Linked DNA regions of Homo sapiens: region 1 is linked to region 2. A link is a loop called in an ENCODE intact Hi-C map of the cell type or tissue named here. Cell type or tissue: ovary. All regions are shown on one strand. Links, peaks and the distances in the headings refer to the core of each region. The heading gives the core; the rest is flanking DNA.

Evidence for each region. Hi-C counts contacts between places; a loop is a spot of excess contacts. Peaks named below come from ENCODE experiments on the same cell type or tissue, not always from the same donor. Only the 100,000 strongest peaks of a DNase experiment are listed, where the experiment ranks them.
Region 1: it touches region 2 in a loop (9-fold over the local background); 2 of 110 quality-filtered maps call a loop at or near these places.

Annotation. Positions count from the first base shown.
Region 1 is chr1:192,845,240-192,856,661 of GRCh38, reverse strand. It overlaps LOC105371668 (a long non-coding RNA gene), which reads right to left. Exons shown (of 3, transcript XR_922387.3): 2 at 9,488-9,661. LOC105371667 (a long non-coding RNA gene) reads left to right here and starts at 3,636. Exons shown (of 3, transcript XR_922386.2): 1 at 3,636-3,788. In ovary, for the core only: no CTCF peak of the experiment used is centred there; no DNase peak of the experiment used is centred there.
Region 2 is chr1:192,912,213-192,923,634 of GRCh38, reverse strand. No RefSeq gene overlaps it. Among named protein-coding and RNA genes, the nearest start is that of RGS2-AS1, 30 kb to the left of the region's middle. In ovary, for the core only: no CTCF peak of the experiment used is centred there; a DNase peak (open chromatin) is centred at 9,847; H3K27ac peaks cover 410 bases; H3K27me3 peaks cover 256 bases.

The DNA.
Region 1 (11,422 bases), core at 2,075-10,074, 67 kb after region 2:
CTGGGCACCATTGAGCACGGAGTGAATGAGACTCCGTCTGCAATCCCGGCACCTCAGGATGCCGAGGCTGGCGGATCACTCGCGGTTAGGAGCTGGAGACCAGCCCAGCCAACACAGCGAAACCCCGTCTCCACCAAAAAAATACGAAAACCAGTCAGGCGTGGCGGCGCGCCTGCAATCGCAGGCAGTCGGCAGGCTGAGGCAGGAGAATCAGGCAGCAGTACCGTCCAGCTTCAGCTCGGCATCAGAGGGAGACCGTGGGGAGAGGGAGAGGGAGACCGTGGGGAGAGGGGGAGGGGGAGGGGGAGGGGGAGGGAGAGGGAGAGGGAGAGGGAGAGTTCCCAGGTGATTTCAATGTGTAGAACTGGGGATAGCAACTCTGAGCTCCAAACTCTTATAGCAGTGCCTTTTCACAGTGTTTTTGGGGCTTCTCCTCCACATTTTACTCTTTTTCACAACTGATTCCTTTGAAGAGTAATTATTGTTTCTCTTTAAAGTCAATTTAGTCTATTCACTTTAGGATATTAGTGAAGGTTTAGGTGTGTCATTTCATAATTTTAAAAAATTTTGTTACTCTAATTTGAGTTTTTCTGTTTTCTCTTTTTTGCTATGCTATTCCACCCTATGAATGACAACTTTGACTACTTAGAGCAACCATAACTGTAAAATGTGTATGGAGGAAAGCTATGAGTTAGTAATATTTCATGCAAGCTACAAATTCCACATTAATAATATTATCTTAGGGTCAAGACATATAGAAGTCAATTTTAACATCCTAGTTAATAGCTCCATAGGTTTATAATCTTTCTTATTTCTTTAACAATAAAAGATTATTTAAGTTTAAAGTTTAAAATTATTGGCCAGGAGTGGTGGCTCACGCCTGTAATCCCAGCACTTTGGGAGGCCAAGGCGGGTGGATCACGTGGGGTCAGGAGTTCGAGACCAGCCAGACCAATGTGGTGAAATCCCGTCTCTACTAAAAATACAAAAATTAGCCAGGTGTGGTGGTATGCACCTGTAGTCCTAGCTACTGGAGAGGCTGAGACAGGAGAACTGCTTGAACCTGGGAGGCAGAGGGTGCAGTGAGCCAAGATAGTGCCATAGCACTCCAGCCTGGGCCACAGAGCAACACTCTGTCTCAAAAAAAAAAAAAAAAAAAAAAAAATCTTCAACATTTTCCATGATCTTGAAAAATAGTTTGACATTATGTATGCATTAAATTATAGATTTAGGCTGGTTGCGGTTGCTCATGCCTGTAATCCCAGCACTTTGGGAGGCTGAGGCAGGTGGATCACTTGAGCTTGGGAGTTAGAAACCATCCTGGCCAACATGGTGAAACCCCGTCTCTACTAAAATACAAAAATTAGCCGGGCGTGGTGGCGCACGCCTGTAATCCCAGCTACTGGGGAGGTTGAGGTGGGAGAATCGCTTGAACCCGGGAGGCGGAGGTTGCAGTGAGCCCAGATGGCACCACTGCACTGCAGCCTGGGTGACAGAGTGAGACTCCATCTAAAAAAAAAAAAAAATTATAGATTTAATTGTAATTGTATTCATTTACACTTCCAAAAAGACAATTTGATTCAATAGATTAACTACTAAATCACACCAGAATTATAACAACATGTTATATTATGACACTTTCTACTGGAGATCCCCATTAATCATTAGTTCAGAGCCTCCTTACCCTAAACTGGACTATTAAGAAAAGACAACATTGAACCATAAGCCATTTAGATACAACTTATACCACAATAAGAAACCTAGGTGGTTTGCTTGGGACTTACCTTACCCTCTCCTTAGGTGTTTTTTTTTTTTCCTCTTCCACTTTTTTGATCAGACCTTTCTGATCATTTCACTGTTTCTAGTCAGTCTTCTGTGATTCTCTTCTCTAATGTCCTTGTTTTCTCTTCTCTTTCCTAAGCAAGTTGTTTGCTTAAGGTAACAAGTCACCAGCTTCCATTTGTACCATCTTTTCTATCAATGTTAACCCACCATATAAACATCCTCCCTCCTCAAACAACTACTCTTGCTTTGTAATTTACTCTTCAGTCTCTGTAAACATTTGAGGATAAAAGTGTGCCAGTGGTCTAACAAGATTCTGACTAAAGCAGAGAAGGCCAGGTAGTATCTTGACTAGCTGCTATGGAACTTGGCCTTTCCTTTGAAGGCCCACGACATACTCTAGTTGATGTCCATGTCTAAAAGGGTCTTGAGAGACTAAGTAGCAATAGCTAAAATCCAAACAAAACTTAAGTAGATATCAAAATACCAATTTAATAATTTACTGTAAGAAAACAGCAGGAGAAGGGAGAAGCTAACAACCTTCATAGTCAGCTCATGTTCTTCGTGTAGTTATCTATACAGGAATCATAATTAGAAATTTCCTTTGGTGAGATTAAAGCCAAAATAAAAATAATTTCCATCAATTTATGAAGGGTATCTCTGTCATATAGAATAAGAGGCATCAATCTAGCTTAGGTAATGTAAATGGGTAAATTCAACCCGGAGGGGAATTTGGAAACTGGAGAAGTCAGGCCTCTTTGAGGTTCTCTCAGTCACTCTGATCCAAAGCATTATTGCCCCAGTTTTGCCAGAGCACTGACTTTTCAATAAAAGTCGGAAATCTGAATTTCAAAAAAATCACTGCGTTATGGCTAAATCTGTTTCAAATTTGAGCATTGAAATAAATAATGATAGCAAAATTATAATCCATTGTATTTATATGTATGAATTATGATCAATAGAATGAATTGATACTGATATGTAAGTAAATAAAATCAAAGGAGAGGAGGGAAAGGTTTTCCTTATAGTAGAAAGCTGACAACAAATGACAGTGGAATGGGGGAAATGACCATTTGGCAGCCATGATAATAGTGATTAACTCAGGCAGAAATCACTGATAAATGCTACCATTAATGTGTAAAAGTTTGAGAAATAATAGGATAGTTCCATATTATCAAATTAGCTCCCCATCAAATTTGTATTAATTACAAAGGAGAAAATAGTAATTTTACAGTGGAGAAACCTGGCAGAAAATACCTTAACACAGTGATTAAAGTTGACATCACCAATAATAGGGCAAATCAACATGAGTAGCTCCTGATATGATGCACTAGAAAGATAGGAACATCACTCTGCGATATTCTTCAAAACATGCTTAAAGGTAACCTAATCACAAACATCTGACAAATCCAAATTGTGGGTCATTCATAAAACAAGTGATGTGTATGATTTAAATGTCACTGCCATGAAGGACTGAGGAACAGTTTCAGATAAAAGGAAGCTAAAGAGACATGACAATGGAATCAATGCTTGAGCTGGGATTTGTGTTATTATTATAAAGGACATTAATGGGACATTAGTGAAATCTGAATAAAGTCTGTGGAAAAAAGGTGACAGTATTGAACCAATGTTAATTTTTTGATTTTGATAATTGTGACATGGCTAGATAAGAAATATACTCTGAAGTATTTAGAAGTAAAAGGGCATTACGTCTCAACTTACGATCAAATAGTTAAACAAAATTATACACATATACTGAGAAAGAAAGATGATAAAGCAAATGTAAAATATTAACATTAACATTTGGGTTAAGAGTAAACAGGAATTCTTTGTACTATTCTTGCAGCTTTTCTGTCAGTTGGAAATTTTATCAAAATGTAACTGTGAAAACAGTCACTAGTGTGAATCAATGCTCTCTACAAAGAACTTACACCCAGAAATGGAACTCTTGAAGTCCTTTGGGTCAATCTCTGGAGTTACAGTGTGACAGAATGCATGAGGATCAGGTAGCTGTATTATTCCTTTTCTTTTTGTTCTCTTCCTTAGATATCTTAATATGGTTGTCAATGCCACAGGTTTAAATACTGAGAGATCCCAACCAGAGCTGCACTCTGATTCAAGGACAATTTCAGCTTCCTATTTACAAGTCATTGCCCAGGACAGTGCCTGATATTTTTAGGAACAACTTCCACCTCTCAGAGTTATTTTCAGTTTAATTTTTTTCAGGAGGCAGTCCTGAATTTCAAGTTTTAGGGTATAACTTCCAAATATTGATAATATCTTTACCCTCTCTTCTCCTAGGTGGACTAAATCCATGGCAGCCACAGCCCTAACTAAATTGCTTTATTATTTAAAATTTTGAGTTCCCTATGGGCTAATAATCCTTACTGATTACTGGATTTCTTTGTCCCTGGCCTAGCCTTGGGCATACACAGGACTTCCCCTTCAATAGCATTTATTATAGTCATGTTAGTAATTACATATTACCTGAAAGCAAATGCTTTCAGTGAACACGTTAATGTACCATTCAGCAAGTGCCCTTGAATTATAACAAGGATTTCCATTTTAATAAGGCTTGACTAAAGTGCAGCAGTCTCTGCAAATTATCTAAAGTGGTACAGTACCTGCACTAGAAATTCAGTCATGCCTATGTTAGGGATCAACAGAGGCAAGCTTATTTCCACCCTCATTTCTCTTCCTTAAAAGGAAATAATTACTGGATAATCCACTTTAATAGCAGAGGAAGCAGCAAATTGATTTTTTGACAGGATTACTGAGGAGAATGATGAGGAGTGGGTGGAATTGACTGAGCAAAATGAGAGATGAATGATAATGGCCAAGGATAAGCCAGGATCCTGATAGTGAATGTTGGGCATAAGCTAAAATAACCAAAATACTGTTTTTGAAGTTGTCTGGAGGGAGGAAAACCACATGTAGATGGATTTTCAAACAATTAAATTTAAGACTTTTCTGTGATCGTCATAGAAACCATTCTGTAAAACAAAATGTGGCATATGTCAAATACTACCATGTGGAATATGGGATTTTAGCCTGAAGATTCGGATGGGAAGAATGCTACTTCTTGACAGAGAAAGATTAGAAAATATAGGTGGCAAAGAGAAGGAAAGAGAGTAGGCGGAAGAGAAAGGCTTTGATCTTGCTTTAGTAAAGACTGGGAGGACCAGTCAGGAATAAGGTGGAGAAATAAGAGGGGAAGTTAGGTGGAGGGAGGCTGGAAAGGAGAAAAGCGTTGTAACAACTGGCATTTCAGATAAATGGTTCTCTGAAACCGTTTCTAAATTTGACAGGAGCAACATTCACTGACAGCTTAAAGTCCAGTAAGGGTAAATATTTCAAATATTTCAACCAAGTGGGACAGGTTCTTCTCCCACAAATGGTGGGGAAGGAATCTGCCTGCTTGCCCTTTTTCTCAGAATAAAGAAAGCTATCTTCTTTCTGTTCTTTCCTGAAGTATCTGAGCAGTGACCCTGTTGAGAGGGAGGAACAAGCAGAAATGTCTCTAGCCAGGCTGAGGCAGAGTTATGGCCATTTTTGCTCTCAGAAAATAATGAGTTTCTGCAGAGACTGCTCAGCAGCTGAGAACAGTTGTGTTTTGTTTTGTTTGAGATGGAGTCTCATTCTGTCATCCAGGCTGGAGTGCAGTGGCGTGATCTTGGCTCATTGCAACCACCTCTTCCCAGGTTCAAGCGATTCTCCTGCCTCAGCCTCCTGAGTAGCTGAGATTACAGGCAGGCGCCACCACGCCCTGCTAATTTTCGCATTTTTACTAGATATGGGGTTTCGCCATGTTGGCCAGGCTGAGAAAATTGTTTTTAAGGCTGTTTTGTCAATTCAGTGGCCATGATGCTTTGTTGTAGAGAGACCTGGCTTCAGACTCTGGCTTTGTTTTTATCAGCAAATTTCTTTGTCTTCCTTCCCATTATCAAATTTACAAACCAATGCACATGTGCACCTGTTTTCTACTTCTTTGCCTTACAATACAGAGGCAGTGTTCCTCTTGTGTTAATGGCTATTCTCTGCATTTGAGTTACAGACCCTATTTTCTCTCGCTTTCTCTAGGAATGCACAGTGTTCTTTCAATATTTTCTACGACAGACACTGCTCCTCTCTACTGGGTCTTTTCTATTAGCATGAAGACAGGCCTTAATATCTCCTATGTTGAAAAAGACCTCACTTGCAAACACGTCTCTCCTCGTTTCTCAGCTCCCTTTCATAATCACATCCTTCCTCTCCCCACCTCTCATGTACTCTTCCACCCCCTCCAATCCATATTCTACTATTACTTTTGACAGGATTGCTGAGGAGAATGATGAGGAGTGGGTGGAACTGAAAGGGCAAAATGAGAGATGAGTGATAATGGCCAAGGATTAGCCAGTATCCTGATAGTGAATGTTGGGCATAAGCTAAAATAACCAAAATACTGTTTTTGAAATTATCTGGAGGGAGGAAAACCATATTTAGAAGAATTTTCTCCAATCCATATTCTACTATTACTTCCTAAAGAACTTTTTCGTGTTTGTTAGTGAGTTCTATGTAGCCAAATCCAATAGATGCTCTCTGTCTTTTTTCTCTAAATTCTTGTCAGCATTTGCATCTAGTTGGAATTTTTCTGTACTTGACACATTTTGCAATTCCTTTCCTTCTCTCTCTCTCTTTCTTTCCTTTTTTTTGTTAACATGATTTTTGCCTCTCTATACAATGCAAATGGAAAGGATGACCTTGTGTAGAAGGCAGGGAATGTGCAAGTAACAGAGTGGAACCACATAGCCAGAGTTTGAATCATCGATGTGTTCCCCTTGGTGTTTTTAACTTTTCTTTCTTTCTCTTTTTTTGTTTTTTCTGAGATGAAGTTTCACTCTTGTTGTCCAGGCTGGAGTGCAATGGCACGATCTTGGGTTACTGCAACCTCCGCCTCCCAGGTTCAAGCAATTCTCCTGCCTCAGCCACCCAAGTAGCTGGGATTATAGGCATGCACAACCATGCCCAGCTAATTTTTTGTATTTTTAGTAGAGACAGGGTTTCACCATGTTGGCCAGGCTGGTCTTGAACTCCTGACCTCAGGTGATCCACCCACCTCAGCCTCTCAAAGTGCTGAGATTACAAGTGTGAGCCACCGCGCCCAGCTATTTAACTTTTCTAAACCTCAGTTTTCTAATCTTTAAAACGATAAAACAAACCTCCTAGAGTTGGTGTGAGAAGTATATGAGACTATAAATACAGAGTTATTTGGACTATAAATACAGAGTTATTTGTATAAGGTTTGGTACATAATGAACATTCCACAACTCTTACCTAATAATTTTGCTGTTCACTTTTTATTCCCCAACAGCCAATCCAATGCTTGGAACCCAGTAGGCTCTTATTAATTATTTGTTCAATGATTAAATAAAGGAATAAGTTGTAGACTCAATTTAATTCATACAGTTGTTTTGAGGACAAGTCAAAGCATATATAAAGTGATTAAGACAGTGCCTGGTACACTGGGAGTGCTCAATAAAACCATATTATCATTAGTACTCAGAAAGGCTGCTGATCCAATCAATTAATATGATTAAGAACTATTCTCAGGGCTCTTATTTAAAGCAATCATCATTTTAAATTGTCCACGGGGCCCCAACCCCTCATAATAAAGGACATAAGCTCCTGCAATTGTCTGCCTTTTTTTCATTTTCCTTCCTCTCACTTTCCTGGATCCCCACCAAGAAATAAATTGGCTGAAACAATTTTTATTTTATTTTAGCAATCCTTGCCTTGAATCCTATCTCTCTCCAATTACCATCACATTTCTCTTCTTTTTATTACAATAAAACTATTTAAAGGAGTTGTCCATAATCTCTGTCTCTGGTTTTTCCTCTCTAATTCTCCCTTAAGCTATTCCAATCATACTAGCTTCATATCTCTCCACAGAAACTTCCTTTGTCAAGGTGGTAAATGACTTTACACAATTGTCAAATCAAATGTTAAATTCTGGATCCTTAATGTACCTGACAGATCAGCAGCATTGACAGTTACTTCCTCTTTTTTTTTTTTTTTTTTTGGTAAGTTTTTTACTTGGTTTTCAGGACACTGTTCCATTCATTCCTGATTATTCTTGTGCGTAACTTCTGCCTACTTTTTCTTAGTTTCGCCTTTGCTGGTTCCTCCTCATGTTTCCAACTTCTAAATTTTGTCTCAGTATTAGACTCTCACCTTCTTTATTTTAGTTTCTACATAACTTCAACCAATGCCGTAGCTTTAAATATCCTCTAAAAGCTGACGATTCCCAAGTTTATACTTTCACCTTCAACCTCTCTGCAACTCCATACATACAACTGGCTACTTGGTTTTTTCATTTGGGTATCTATTAGGCATCTCAAATGTAACATGTTCAAATCCATAGTCTTGATCCCAGCTTCCTCTTGCTCCCCCAGTTTTACCTCCTCCCCAGTTTTCCCATCTTGGTATGATGACTCCATCGTTTTTCAGTTGCTTGAACCAAAAACCTTATGCTCATCTTTGATTATTCTATGTGCCTTAGGCCATAAACAAATCTTTCAGGTCTATCTGGAAAAATAGATCATGAATACAACTACTTCTTATCACCTCAAGGGCACTTTCCTTTCTCTGAGCCAGGATCACCTCTGAATGTGATTACTGCAGTAGCTGTCTCTTTAGTCTCCCGGCTTCCCCTTCCTATCTTCCATACAGCTACCAGAATAATCCTTTTAAAATGCCACCTCATTACTCTCCTCAAAACCATCAAATCAGTTTCCATTGAGAGCAAAAGCTAAATAACTTACAAGGCCTGAATGTTCTATAGAATCTTTCTGCCCTTCTCTGGCCCCAGCACCTTTATGAACCTATTCTCCCACCCCTTTCCCTTGCTTGACTCCAATCACAACAGCCAGCTTCCTATATATATAGAACAGTCTAAGGGTAGCCCTGCTCCAGGGGTTTGGCATTGTTGTTCCCTGCCTGGATCTTTTTTTCGCCAGATATATTTACATGGCTCATTCCTCACCTTCTTCAAGTCTCCAGTGTCTCCTTTCTGAGAGGCCTTCTTTAACCATCCAGTATGAAATTGTACTCCCCCCATCACCATCATTATCATCCTTAACCTGTTTATTTTTCTTCATTTTACCCATCACCCACTGACACATGATATATTTGTTTACGGTCACTAGTAAATTCCATGAGAATAGGGACTGTATTCTATTCACCTCTTTACTCCTTGACCCTAGAATGGTAGGCATTAAAAATATTTGCCAAATCAGTAAATGGATTAGTAAATATTTTGATGTTCTACTGACTTCTAAGTTTTTCTACTTAGGTTAAGCTTTTGCTTATTAACAGTAACCTGATAGAAATGACAAATGCTCCCTTTGGTAGAGTGATTTGTATTATAGATAGAAAAATGTTGAATTTTTTGATGTCTCTCAAATTCCCCTAAGTAGGTGACTGTTCCTTTCTTCTATGCATATAACTAGCTCTACCTACTTCCAAAATCCAACTTTATTTATGGTAGATTTTGTTTCAACTTTAAATCACTCTACACATTGCAATGCATTTATATTATTATGGGATGACTCATTACAGGACTTTAAATATTCCCAGGCCCTCCTTTCTCGGCTCCTCCCTGTCACCTACTAATTGACTATTTAAAATGGGCATGGGGAAGAAAATCTTGTTTGAAGGCAGGACTTACTGTGATTCAGAGGTGATAAATGTGCCTTTTGGCTTTTTGTTCTCCCAGAGACACAGTGTAGCTTGTTTAATCTCCTGCTTCGTCAGTGACCAAGTGCAATCTGGTTTCCATTTGAAGCTAGTTGTGCTTCTGATGTGATGATTAGCATATCCATTGAGGGGTCACAGCATCCTCCTAGGAACAGAACAACACTATAAAATATAAAACCTCCCTAGTGACTTTCATTCCAAAGCCGGGCCTATATATGAAAGTTATTTGTACAATTGTGATGATGATCAACAACGATAAAACCAACTTAAATTTCAAACATTTCTTCCTTTTTCTTTATTTTTCCTTTTTATGAACCAGCTGTCTGGACATGAAGTGCCATGTTTGCCCTCAGTTTTTCATGTATATTGCATATTAGATTAAGCCTAAACTCCCACCAAAACCTTATTTAAAAGTTTCAGTATTTTGTGATGTATCAATAATAATAATTTAAAATTTAAAACATGTCTTCCACAGGAAACTTGAAAGTGTTTTTGCTTCTCTTCTTCCAGGAAAATCTTATAATTGAGAGCTAGTGAATACATGCCCTAACACTTTCTAAATGTGTTAGAAATGTTTGGTAGCAACTTAGATGCTACTGCTGATAATAATTACAAACATCATAATTACGACATTTATTTAGTACAACTTGTGTCCACATAGTCATGTGGTGAGCTAATTAGTATGTGAGCATCTTTGTGAATGCCAACTTAACTACCAGATTGCCTTTAAAAATTGGCCAGTTGCGGTGGCTCATGCCTGTAATCCCAGAACTTTGGGAGGCCAAGGTGGGAGGATCACCTGAGGTCAGGAGTTCAAGACCAGCCTGGCCAACATAGTGAAACCCCATCTCTACTAAAAATATAAAAACTAGCCAGGTGTGGTGGTGTGCACCTGTAATCCAGCTACTCAGGAGGCTGAGGAGGAGAATCATTTGAACCCGGGAGACAGAGGCTGCAGTGAGCCAAGATCGCGCCACTGCACTCCGCCACTGCACTCCAGCCTGGGCAACAGAGCAAGACTCCGTCTCAAAATAATAAATAAATAAATAAATAAATCCATAAGAGGTGATACTTCTAATAAAACAAATATAGAGTAGGGTTAACTTTCCTATTCATAAGAGGTCTCTTTACCATCAGCCTTTCCCCCATCTTGATCATCTAGTGTAGGTAGATAAATCTTCTTAAGACATTGTTTACTCATGCTGTGTCACTATTAAAAGCCTTTAATTGTTTTGCATTTCCAATAGATGCTAACTCAATTTTACACACACACACACACACACTGGGTGCCTACTCACTATTTTCTTATAAGAAAAGGCAGTAGGCTAAGCTAGCAGGAAACTACAAGAATAAAAAAGATACAGCTCCTGTCCTCAAATACAGTTTTACAAGGTTGGATAAGGGCAGAATTTGACATCTTTACACTCAATGCCTTTTAAAATCTTACCCTAACCTACTTTTCTAACTTTATCTTCCACTGAATCTTAAATAAATTCTCCACTTAAGACTAAATGTCTACTTATTCTCCCCAATTTGTGCATCCTTGATTCTTACCCAGTTCATATTTTTTCTAACCTATTTTCTCACTTTTTTTCCTGTAATTCCTGCTCAAATTATACCTTGTTCCCTCATCCTAGTCTACACGGATTTCCCCCTTTACTTCGACATCATACACTGCTTTGCTAGTGAAGTTTTTATGCATGTATCTTATCTTCCCAAGTTGACTGTGACCTTCCTAAGGACAGAACTGTGTCTCGTTTATTTTTATATGCCTCACACTGATCCCAGACCATGCTACCTTTGAGGGATTACTTTTCAGATGGTTTGCTCATCACTAACCACATTGTAAAGTGGTACCTTCTGGACCGAACTTCATGATGCAGATAATCTACTCTACAGGCTGAAG
Region 2 (11,422 bases), core at 2,227-10,226:
TTATGTTCCGTTGACCTTTATGACTGTTTTTGTACTAGTACCATGTTGTTTCAGTTACTAGAGCCTTGTAGTATAATTTGAAGTCAGGTAATGCGATGTCTCTAGATTTGTTCTTTTTGCTTAGGATTGCTTTGGCTGTCCAGGTTCTTTTTTGGTTCCATATGAACTTTAGGATTTTTTTTTCTAATTCTGTGAAAAATGACATTGGTGATTTGATAGAGATTGCACTGAATCTGTAGATTGCTTTGGGTAGTATGGTCATTTTAATGATATTGATTCTTCTAATCCAAGAGCATGGGATGTTTTTTCATTTCTTCATGTCATCTACAATTTCTTTCATCATTGTTTTGTAGTTCTCCTGGATTGAACTGGATTCAATTCCTAGTTCTCATGCATGACCTTAGAGAACGTAACATCCCTATACCTCAGTTTCCTCTTTTGTAAGTGGGTGTAATAGTAGTGTTAACTCTCTAGAGTGTTGTCAACCTTTCAATTAAATTTTTGTCTTTCTTACACATGGGCAAGGAGTTACTAAGGCATGTGTTCTAAGATAATATGTGTAAAGCGCTGAGCACAAAGGCTAGCTCACAGCAAGCAATTCAAAAATGTATATATAATTAATGAGAGAATTAAAACAGAACCTGAGTCTTTAGGCCGTGGATAACACAATGCCTTCTAAGACATACACAGTTTTAGTAAAAGTAACAAATCAGTTTTAATAAAAAATTTAATTTTGTTTAGCATTCAGAAAAATGTTATATGCAGGGATGAGAACAGAAACCTAAATTTGATTGTCAATATTGTTATTTACTAGTGTTACTGGTTACTATTTATTGTTATTTACTATTCTGAGCAAGTCGTTTAACCATCTGTTGTAGTTATCTAATGCTGTGCAACAATATCCTGAAAAGTCAGTGGCATAAAAAAGCCCTACATTGTGCTTCTGGTTTTTGGGTTAGGATTTTAGGGCACAAAGGGAAAGGCTCATCTCTACTCCAACCAGCTTCATCTGGTAATGTTTCAAAGACTGGGGACTGAAATCATTATTTCATTCATATCTAGTTGGTGACACAGGGAAGACTCAAACAGCTGAGGCCTGGGCTGTGGGAAACCTTGAGCCTGTCTCTATCTCTGCATGGCAAGTGGTCTTTCTAGATGGTATTATAGCTGCAGGGTAGCTGTACTTCCTGCACATCAGCAAAGAATTTCTAAAGCATGTGTCTTGAGAGAGAGTGCCAGGCCAAAGCTATGTCTCCTTTTCTAACTTATCCTCAGAAGGCACATAGTATTGCTTCTGCTGCCTTATTTTATTAGAAGCAAGCCACTAAGGCCACTTGTATTGAAGGAGAGAATTTGACTCTACCTTTTTATGGAAGGTTTTAAAACCATTATGCTCTTCAAGCCTCACAATAACCTCTTTATTAATTAATATCATGGGCAAGTTATGTAAGCACTTTGGGGTGGAGAGAGCAGCTGTACAAAAAGAAAAAAGACTTTATCTCTGTTCTCAAGAAGATTACATTCTAGTTGGGGAAGACAGTAGTTTCCTAAGAAAAGATAACTAAGACTACCTTTGAAGTAAAAAGTTCCAGATGATAGAATGTGCTTCTAATGTAGAAGATCTGTGCTTTTTTAGTTCCAGTCCTATACCTACCATGTTGTGTGACAATGACCATGCCATTCAGTGTCTCTAGATTTCCATTTCTTTATCAGAGTATATGGAGGTGGGATAGAGTCTGTGTGGAGACTGGGGAACCCTCTGCTACTTCTTTGGTGCTCCTCGAAGCAGTAAATCTGGCATGGTATGGACTATGAAAGAGGATGAACTTGAATTTACTAATTTCTTAAAGTTGATCAAGTATGCCATATGTGCAAGGTATTCTGCTAAGTGCTGTAGGGAATGAAGAGTTAAATTAATTCATATGTACTTAATGAACTGGTGCATATATATATTATTATATATATATTATGTAGGTAGTATACAGTTGTCCTTTGGTAACTCTTGGAAACCAAAATCCTTAGATGCTCAAATCCCTCATATTAAATAGTACAGTATTTGCATATAACCTATGAACATCCTCCTGTACACTTTAAAACATCTCTAGATGACTTATAATACCTAATACAATGTAAATGCTATGCAAAACTGTATTGTTTAGGGGTAATGTCAAGAAAAAAATCCGCATGTGTACAGATGCAATTTCTTTTTTGAATGTTTTCCATTTGCATTTGGTTGAATTCATGCATGTGAAACCCAAGAATACAGAGAGCTAACTGTATATATATTCTTACAAATATACAGGTAGAAAAGTGTTTATTTCTTTGCTATATATATTATATAAAACAAATATAAAAGGGAATGTGAAGAATTCTATGTACATATAAAATATAAAACATTCACAAATCTAATATATATACATAATTTATGTATAAATTGTATATATATAATGTATGTATAAATTTAACAATTATATGTCAAATAATAATCTGCAATGACTTATATCCTTTGGAGTAATATATAGTTGCTACTATCATTACCTAGTTTGGACAAATTGCTTATCCTCACTAAACCTAAATAGCCACATGTGTAGAATAACAGTCTTGAACTATTTACTTTACAAAGTTCCTTCAAACTCTTAAAAAAGCATTGATTTACTAACTTTGCTTTTTTGTTTATAACTATTTGTGACTCAAACACATGTATTAAAACGTTCTGATTTCTTTCTCATTTATTGAGTGTCTATGGTGTAAATGCTTGAATACATTATGATCTTTAGATAAAATTTTCTATTGAATACTCTATGAAGCAAAAGAGAAAACCCTTCTATAAGAACAACTCTGTACTGCACTCAGATTTTTTAATATTCTGAAGTGCATCATACATGTATCTACAAAACAATAGTGGTTTGCCTTATGTGTTCCTGGGCATTATCAAAGTGTTTCATTGGTTAGAATTCTGATTTTGTCTATATCCTGGGCTTCTCTGTTCCTGCCCTTTTAAGGTCCTTCTCCGGCCAGTCACAGCACTTCTGGGCCCCAACCCAAAACCTCCTTGATGGGTAAACAGTATATTCCCATGTAAGAGGGATGAGACTAAATCTTAGCAGGCAGCATTCCCAGAAAAACTATCTATTAGGGTCAGGCAATCAGTACTTCAGGAAAATTACTGAATTACACTCAATTATAGAATGCTGCGTTCCTTACATCGTGGCCTAGGAGTCTGCCTAGATTTTTGAGGAGGAGGGTAAAGACCAATGTATGTGCTTTGCTTTCCTTAATCCTCAAACAATTTTGTATGATGAGTACCATGGGGTGCAAAAGGGCTAGGTAATTTGCCTGAGGCAAAAAATTTAGTAAGAGTGCAGTGGCAGGAAAAAAGGTTGAGTTCGGCATGGGCCCCACAGCGTCTCTGCAAAGGTGCCTGCCCCGGACTAGCAGCACCAGCAGCGCCAAGGTGTGTTTGGCAGGCAATTCAGTGGGGGTGTGTGTGTCCTGGTGTTGAGGTTGCAATACCCTTGGGAATCTGCAGCTCCTGGCAGGAGAAACCCAGGAGCTGTCATGCCCAAGGATAGCATGCACCCTGCAATTTAGTTCAGGAGCCTATGAAGGTCAGCACTGCCCCTTCATTATCCCTGTGCTTGAGGGATCATGACATTAAACAGTGAGTAAGAAATCACCATCACAGGTTGAGAGAGACCATGTGGATGAAAGGAAAAAATTGTACATTTCAGTACTTTTAAGGGTATGTTTTTCTTGCTTTTTAAACAAGGGGGTTTACATTTTCATTTTGCACTGGACTCTGCAAATTATGTAGCTGGTCCTGGTTATTATGCTTTAAACATCTTATCCACTTATAAATTCCAATCTCATATTCAACTCAACATGCTCTCCTTCCTCTTATGTAAGCTCCTTCAGGGTCAGGGGTGGAGAAAGGCAACATCACTTTAGTGAACATGGTGTTGAGGTAGGAGGTGGGACTTTACTCCTGACCAGATTGAAGACTGGCTGAAACAGGGACTTCTCCATAACATATGCCCCCCTAGTACCATGTCAGTTTACCATTGCCATGAAAACACCCAGAAGTTACCACCCCTTTCCATGGCAATGACCTGGAAATTACCTTTTTTCTATAAGTTCCTAAACAACCCACTTACCCCTTAATTTGCATGGAATTAAAAGTGCGTATAAAAATGACTGCATGACATCCCCAGACCTGCTACTCTGCCTAGAGGGTAGCCCTACTCTGCTGGAGCAGTCACAAAGCTGTAACGCTGTTGCCTCAATAAAACTGGTTTCTTCTACCACTGGCTAGCTCTTGAATTCTTTCCTGTGTGAAGCCAAGAACTTTCCTGGGCTAAGCCCCAGTTCTGGGCTCGACTGTCCCACATCAGTGGGATAGCCCCATGTCTGTGATGGTGAAGATGTTGTTTGGTTTCTGTTTTTCATCGTGGTTGCTCTAGCTGCTTGTCTACAGGCCTCTAGTTGGTAGTTTCAGGCACGATTCATCTGAAGCAGGCAGGAACAATTTGCTTGACCAGGGCTCCATTCCATCCTCTGTGGCCCCAACTCTGGAGACTGATGGCACAGACAAGTACTGTCTTGTGTACCTCCAGGGGAGGATTCAGTTCCTCTCTGCCATGCTAATTTTCTCCTATTCACTAGTACCACTGGGGTGGACTGGCCATTCTGGTGGCTCAGAGGATATCCAACTGGGTAACAAAGTACCATTATCACTGTCTCTCAGTTACCCAAAACTTCAGAAGCAAGTTTCCTTGAATTAAGCTCACATTTTTCGAGACAAAGCATTCATAAAAAGCTGTTAATAAAAGAAGACAGCCTCTCCTTATAAACACTGCCTTCCTCCTCCTCCCCAACATCCCTGTTTGGGGGCATAGAGTTCCCTCTTACATCTCTTATGGCTAAAGGATGTCAAAGCAGGTCATCCTCTCTTGTACCTGAGGGCAGAGCAGGGCTCTACCTGCAAAAACCAAGCCCTCTTTGAACTTGAATTGTGTATCTCTGCTTTCAACAAAACACCAACTCCTTGTCAATCCCTGCAATCATTTGGTAATCTCCTAGGCTAGGAAAAGATCTTAATAAGCAGTTCCTCACAAAATCCTGTATCATTTAACAAGTTAAATGCAGCAAATATACATGCCAACATGATTAATAAATATTTACTGAGTATGTGTCATGTGCATAATATTTAGGGAGATTCTGGGTAAGGCATAGTCCTTATCCTTGAGTACATTTAAAGGATTAAAGAGAAGGGACGTGAACATGAAGATAACAGGAAGAATGCATGATAATATATGAGAGGTGCTAAAAGAATAGCATAGGCAAGCAAGAGTTGTATAAAGTTGGAGAGAGGAGAGATTTCTGTGGCAGAGAGTCTTTCTGATGACATAGAGGATGGAGAACATGAGCACAGTAGTGTCTTGAAGGGTGAGTACCATTAGAGAAGCTGTAAGAAGGAAGAAGTGCTTTTTAGGGAGGGGAAATTATTGAACAAGAGTGGAGTTCAGATTGTCCGTTGTGTTTGAGAAATATTCCGCAATACACAGAATCTTTGCCCACCTTCTCCTTTAAGAGTTCTCAGTGCCTTCACACAGAGCTAGTCTTGCCCCCAGAGCTATCCTACTGTAGATGATCAGCAGGACACAGGGATCAGAGTTATTCATTCTAGATGGCTACCATGACAGTGGGACTCTGCAGGGCCCTCTGGGCTGGCCTTTGGCATTCCAAGGCCAGGACAGAAGGACAATTTGTCATGACCATCAGCAGTGAACTAGTGAGCCACCCACAGACACACATATGCTCGAAGATAGACATTAGTTCTCAGATACTGGACAATACAGATACTTGCTCAGGAAATAAAATCATTTCCTTGAGCCAAAAATATCTGTCTTAGATTGGGCTCCCTAGAAGGAGGGCCCGCGCCAGGGGCTGGAGTACCTGTGATTGAGGATAAGCTCTTCAGGAAAAACCTCTCAGAGACTGAGGGAGGTAGGGCAGGGGAGGCATGGAGCCAGGCAAGGATGTGAGCTCAGATGAAATCTGTCTCAGGCCTGATCCAGGAGATGGGGTGGGTGAGGGGGCTGGGCTCCAGAGCATAAAGTCACACTCCAGAGGGTGTCCTTCTTGAGGTATGATGGCTGTACTTTTGTAGCCAATGACAGTCATGGGCTGTGGGCTCTGGTAGAAGGATGGCAGAGACTAAGGTCCCGCACTCGACCCTACTGGGCAGAGGCTTGGAGTAGGGGAATAGGTGTGAGCTGCTGGCAGCCAATACTCCTAGCAGCTGGGCAATGGGTTTATAAGCTCAATGAAGTAGATGTGAGCAGAGCGAGGCTGGCACTCCATGTAACTACTTCAGTATCAGTACAGGGACTCACATTATTAAGCAGCTTGTTAAATCAAGTTTGGCCTGAAGCTGCCTCCTTACATATTTAAGTTCAGCCTGAAGGTTTTTCCATTCATTCTGAACTATAACAAGTGGTGGTATAAACTGACCATAGCCCACACCTATACCAATCACTGAGTTTTGGCCAATCAATGTAGTCAACTGTTCAGACCGTGTTCAAATAAGGCAAATGCTGATCCATAACAAATTCAGTTGTCTCTGTACCTCACTTCCGTTTTCTTACGTCACTTTCCTTTTGCTGTCCATAAATTTTCTTCCAGCACATGGCTGCACCATAGTCTCTCTGAATCTGCTGTGATTCTGGGGGCTGCCCGATTCACAAATCATTCATTGCTCAATTAAACTCTTTCAAATTTAATTCGGCTGAAGTTTTTCTTTTAACAAGCTCAAGGTCACTCTCCATCCTACTCCACTTCCCTGGGCCACCTCCCCAAAAAACCAGGGCCCATCACAAAGCCTTCTATTGGTAGCTATTCAAAGAGGCCAAAGCTGGCTCATACCTGTAATCCCAGCACTTTGGGAGGCTGAGGCGAGTGGGTCATGTGAGCTTGGGAGTTCAAGACCAGCCTGGGCAACACGGAGAAACTCCGTCTCTACAAAAAATACAAAAATTAGCAGGGCATGGTGGCTTGTGCCTATAGTCTCAGCTACTTAGGAGGCTGAGGTAGGAGGATCACCTAAGCCCCAGAGGTGGAGGCTGCAGTTGCCTGAGCTCACACTCCCGCCTGTGTGACAGAGAGGGGCACAGTCTCAAAAAAAAAAAAAAAGAAAAGAAAAAAGTCAAAACTTCAACATTTCTTTTCCTTGCTCTAGGCCAATGGCTCTTCTAGGCAAGGAAGGGTGTCCCCACCTCATTTTGTGTAAATCAAAACAAGGCAATTAACAGTTCTTCAGTACAAACAGCCCCCAAGGACCAGGAATTGGGACAATGTGTGTGTAGGTTTCCTCTTTTCCAGTTATACAAGGAAGTAACATTGGCCTTGAAGTTGCAATATCTATGATTTATAGTATTTCCAAAATTGATTCATTTTAGAGCATCAGACCAACACACTTCCTCATTAACTGGAAAAAAAAAAAACCAGGGAGACAAATCTACTTTAGACTCCAGATTTTCTTACTGTAATTGAACTACGAAGCTTTTAACATTAATTGTAAAAAGAAAGAGAATGATGCAGTTTTAAATTCATATGAATTCTTATGAGGACAAAGGAAATGGTGTCTTTGGGGAAGTAGGTGGCAGTGAAGTGGGGTAGGGAGAATGACAGGAATGAATTGTTCCGTATCAAAGAAAAAAATTAAAATACTTTTCTTGAAATTGACTTGATATTTCCAAAGTAATCAATTTTTAGAATTGTATACACACAGACATACAAAATGGGATCACAAGGTGCAAATAGTTCTGTAACCTTTTTAAAAATACTAATGAATGTTTTCATCTATTTTAAACATTTTTTTCTCAAAACACGTCTTTAAATGGATAGTCTTCCATTTTATGAATGTGTCACAATGTATTTAATTCATCATCTAGTGAACATTTCATTTATTTGCAGGGCAGTGACATTTTCATTTTAATTATGCACAGTACTAAACAAAGTATCCTGAATAAATAGACTGGATTCATATTGTTTGGTTATAGGATTGTCATTGCCATTGAATAAAATTTGCAAAAGTACGTTTACATTTCAGAAGAATAAAATTTAGTAAGTGGTTGTGTTCTTGACGAAATGCCTCCTGTGACAGAGACCAGTGCTATTTAAAAGTAAAATTTTATTTTAGAATTATCCAACAGACATGTGCTTCCACAAGCAGAATTTTCCATTCCACAGCTTTTGAGTCTAAGGAAATTGGTATAATCCTTATTTCCACAGTAAAATTAAAATAATGCCACAATAAAATCATTATACTAAGCTCTGAGTGACTCCAAGAAAATGATTTTTAATTACAGAAAACACACAAATAATGTTTAATCACTAGCTTTCTTTGTAAATCATTCATTACTAAGAAAATTGGGAAAACATCACTTGATCTGAAAGTCAATACAAGCCACACCATTGTTCAGGTTCTTAGATGTTCTAGAAACTGAGATGTGCCCCCAGCTCTGATGTTCCAGTTGGTATGTCTTGCCAGTTCTTGCCTGTAAATAGAGTAGGGTGCCGCTGTATGATCTCTATTTCCTTCTGTCCCAAGAACAGAAATTCTAATTACGAAAGGATGCAGAAATGCACATGGAGACAGGTCCAGGGCCAAGGGTACTGGATTTCTATGATGTTGAGCTCTTCAGAAAACACACACACTCACAGTTAATTTAAAACAAAATATTAGAAGACTGATCCCAAACTCAGCTAAATCATTAACTAGCTGCCTTAGATTTCACCTTTGTGTGTCAGTTTCTGCATTTATAAAATGAGGAATTAAACTAGAACAGATGTTGACTCATAGATGTTTAGTACTTGAAGATACCTTGTTGAACCAATCCAATCCCTTCCTTTTCCAAATAGGAAACTTCATGCTATAGAGATTAAGTGACTTGGCTGGAGTTGAACAGAGGAAAGGGCAAAGCTTAAATTCATGCCCAGATCATTTAATATCCAAGTCCAGCATTCTTTTTCCTGACCACGGAACTCTACATCTATTTTGCTCTGAAATTTATGAATTTAAGATGATCCAAATGAGGGTTTATTTATACTATGAACGTTAATGACTAGACACCTATAAATTTGTCATGTTTTTTAGGTTGCTCAAAATTGGCAATTAACTAGCCAGATCTGAGTGCTCTTTAAATAGGAGAACATTGTTTTGGTCTTCATCCTTTGAGAACAAATTTAAGCCATGATTTATCTTTCTTGAGTCCATATCTGCCTGCTTTCAGACTCAATCCTGTGGCTAAAAGCATAGCCAAAAATAGTAACAGAAAAATAGATACAAACAAATGGTAAGGCAGCAAATGATGGTAGAGCAGCCTGTGCTGTTTATTAGATTCCAATCTTAAAATAGGAGCAGGGATAATCTGTGGACACAGTCTTATTTTGAAATAAAATACATCATTTCAAACATCAGCTGTCCTTGGGACTAACGTTAATTCAACTTTGCAAGAAATTACTTTGTAGATGACATAGTGGATCAACAGATTTGCCTACAACTGAGAGCCATGTTAGGATAATTTTGGCTCCTTCTCTGGGAGTGGAAGGCCTCAAGCAAGTCTTAACGTGCAGACAGTGGTAGAGGCTTCTTCAGAGGCAGCAAAGTGGGTGGTGGGGGAGGATTCTCTGATTTCAGTCATCTTCTCTGATGTAGATGTTGTTGGGTGGATGAGGTGTTTTTAGCAGCTAGAATCAACAGTTCAAGGGGGTGGGGACCTGAGAAATATGCAGCAAACTGAGAACTGCAAGCTCCTTGGTCATGCAGAATTCACAAGGAGGAGTTGGGCCCAGCGCCAGTGGGTGGAGCTTTCTTTTCTGCCTGTTTATCACGCACAGGTGAATTTCTTTCTTTCTTGTTTTTTTTTTGGAATATATATTTAAATTTTTAAAAATTTATTTTTAGTTGAAAAATAATAATTGTGTATATTTGTGGGGTACAACTGAATGTTTTGATCTATGTATGCATCATAGAAAGATTTGATCCAGCTAATCAACGTATACATCACCTCACCAACACCATTTTTTTGTGTGTGTGGTGAGAACATTAAAAGTCGATTCTTTCAACAATTTTGAAATATACAATATTATTAAGTGTGGTTATCTCTAATAGAGTTCAGGGCAAGTTTATTTGAGAAATGAGAAAGTGAAATTATCCCATTCCCCATTCACTGATTAAGCTTGAGTGTGAATTTTCCTCCCACTCAAGGGCACAAAACGTTAGTTAAACAGACCATTACTCAATCTGCTAGAAAATTCCTAGAGAAATTGACTCCTCCTCGGTTTCCTATAAATTATGATGCTATGTCAACATGCCATAGAGAAGAACTCAGTAAACTTTTCTATAAAGGCCCAGATAGTATTTTCAACTTATCTGGCCATATAATGTTGAAACTACACAACTCTGCCGTTGCAGAGTGAAAGTAACCACAGACAATATGTAAACAAATGAGTGTGGCTGCATTTCAATAACATTTTATTTACAAAAAGAGGGGATATTTTATTTGCAACCCCTGCCAGAAAACATAAACCTATTCCATATCTGTTTTAAATATAGGTGGTGCCATTTTCTTGCAGTTACACAGACAGAAATCTTGGGATAAACTTCTATCTTCTTTTCTCCTTTATTTTCTACATTTAATCAATAATCAATACTGTGGATTCCACCTTCTCAATGTCTTTTCTGTCATCTGCTCAGTGGGGCCTTTTTGGACCAAACTATCTGAAACAGATTCAACTCATTTACTGTCCATCTCATCATGCTGTGTGTCTCCTTAAAAGCTCAGGTTATGACCTAAAGTTACCTCATTTATTTGTTCACTTGTTTATTATTTGTCCTCCCATAACTCCTTGAGGGCAAGGACTCTGCCTCTCTTCTTCACTGCTGTAGAATGCTACTTGGCACAAGACACAGGGCAGGTACTCGGTTAATACTTGCTGAAAGAGAAAGGACCCCAAACCAGTCCTCCTTCTTGTAAATTCTCATATTCTCCAGTACACCCTTCACATGAATTCTACAGTTATTACTTCAAGCAAGGCTCAGTAGTGAAAAGATGGAATATTAAAAATAGGATAAATCAAAGAGGGTTTCGTAAAGGGGCCACTTATACAGTGTGTGCAGGTGAGCAAAAGGAAAAGGAATATAGTGAGGCTGTTACCCATCCTTAGGCATGAAGTGGAAAGTGAGTTGTCAAAATGTGTCAGGAATTGGTGGGTTCTTGGTCTCGCTGACTTCAAGAATGAAGCCGCAGACCCTCGCGGTGAGTGTTACAGTTCTTAAAGATGGTGTGTCAGGAGTTTGTTCCTTCTGATATTCGGATGTGTCCGGAGTTTCTTCCTTCCAGTGGGTTCGTGGTCTTGC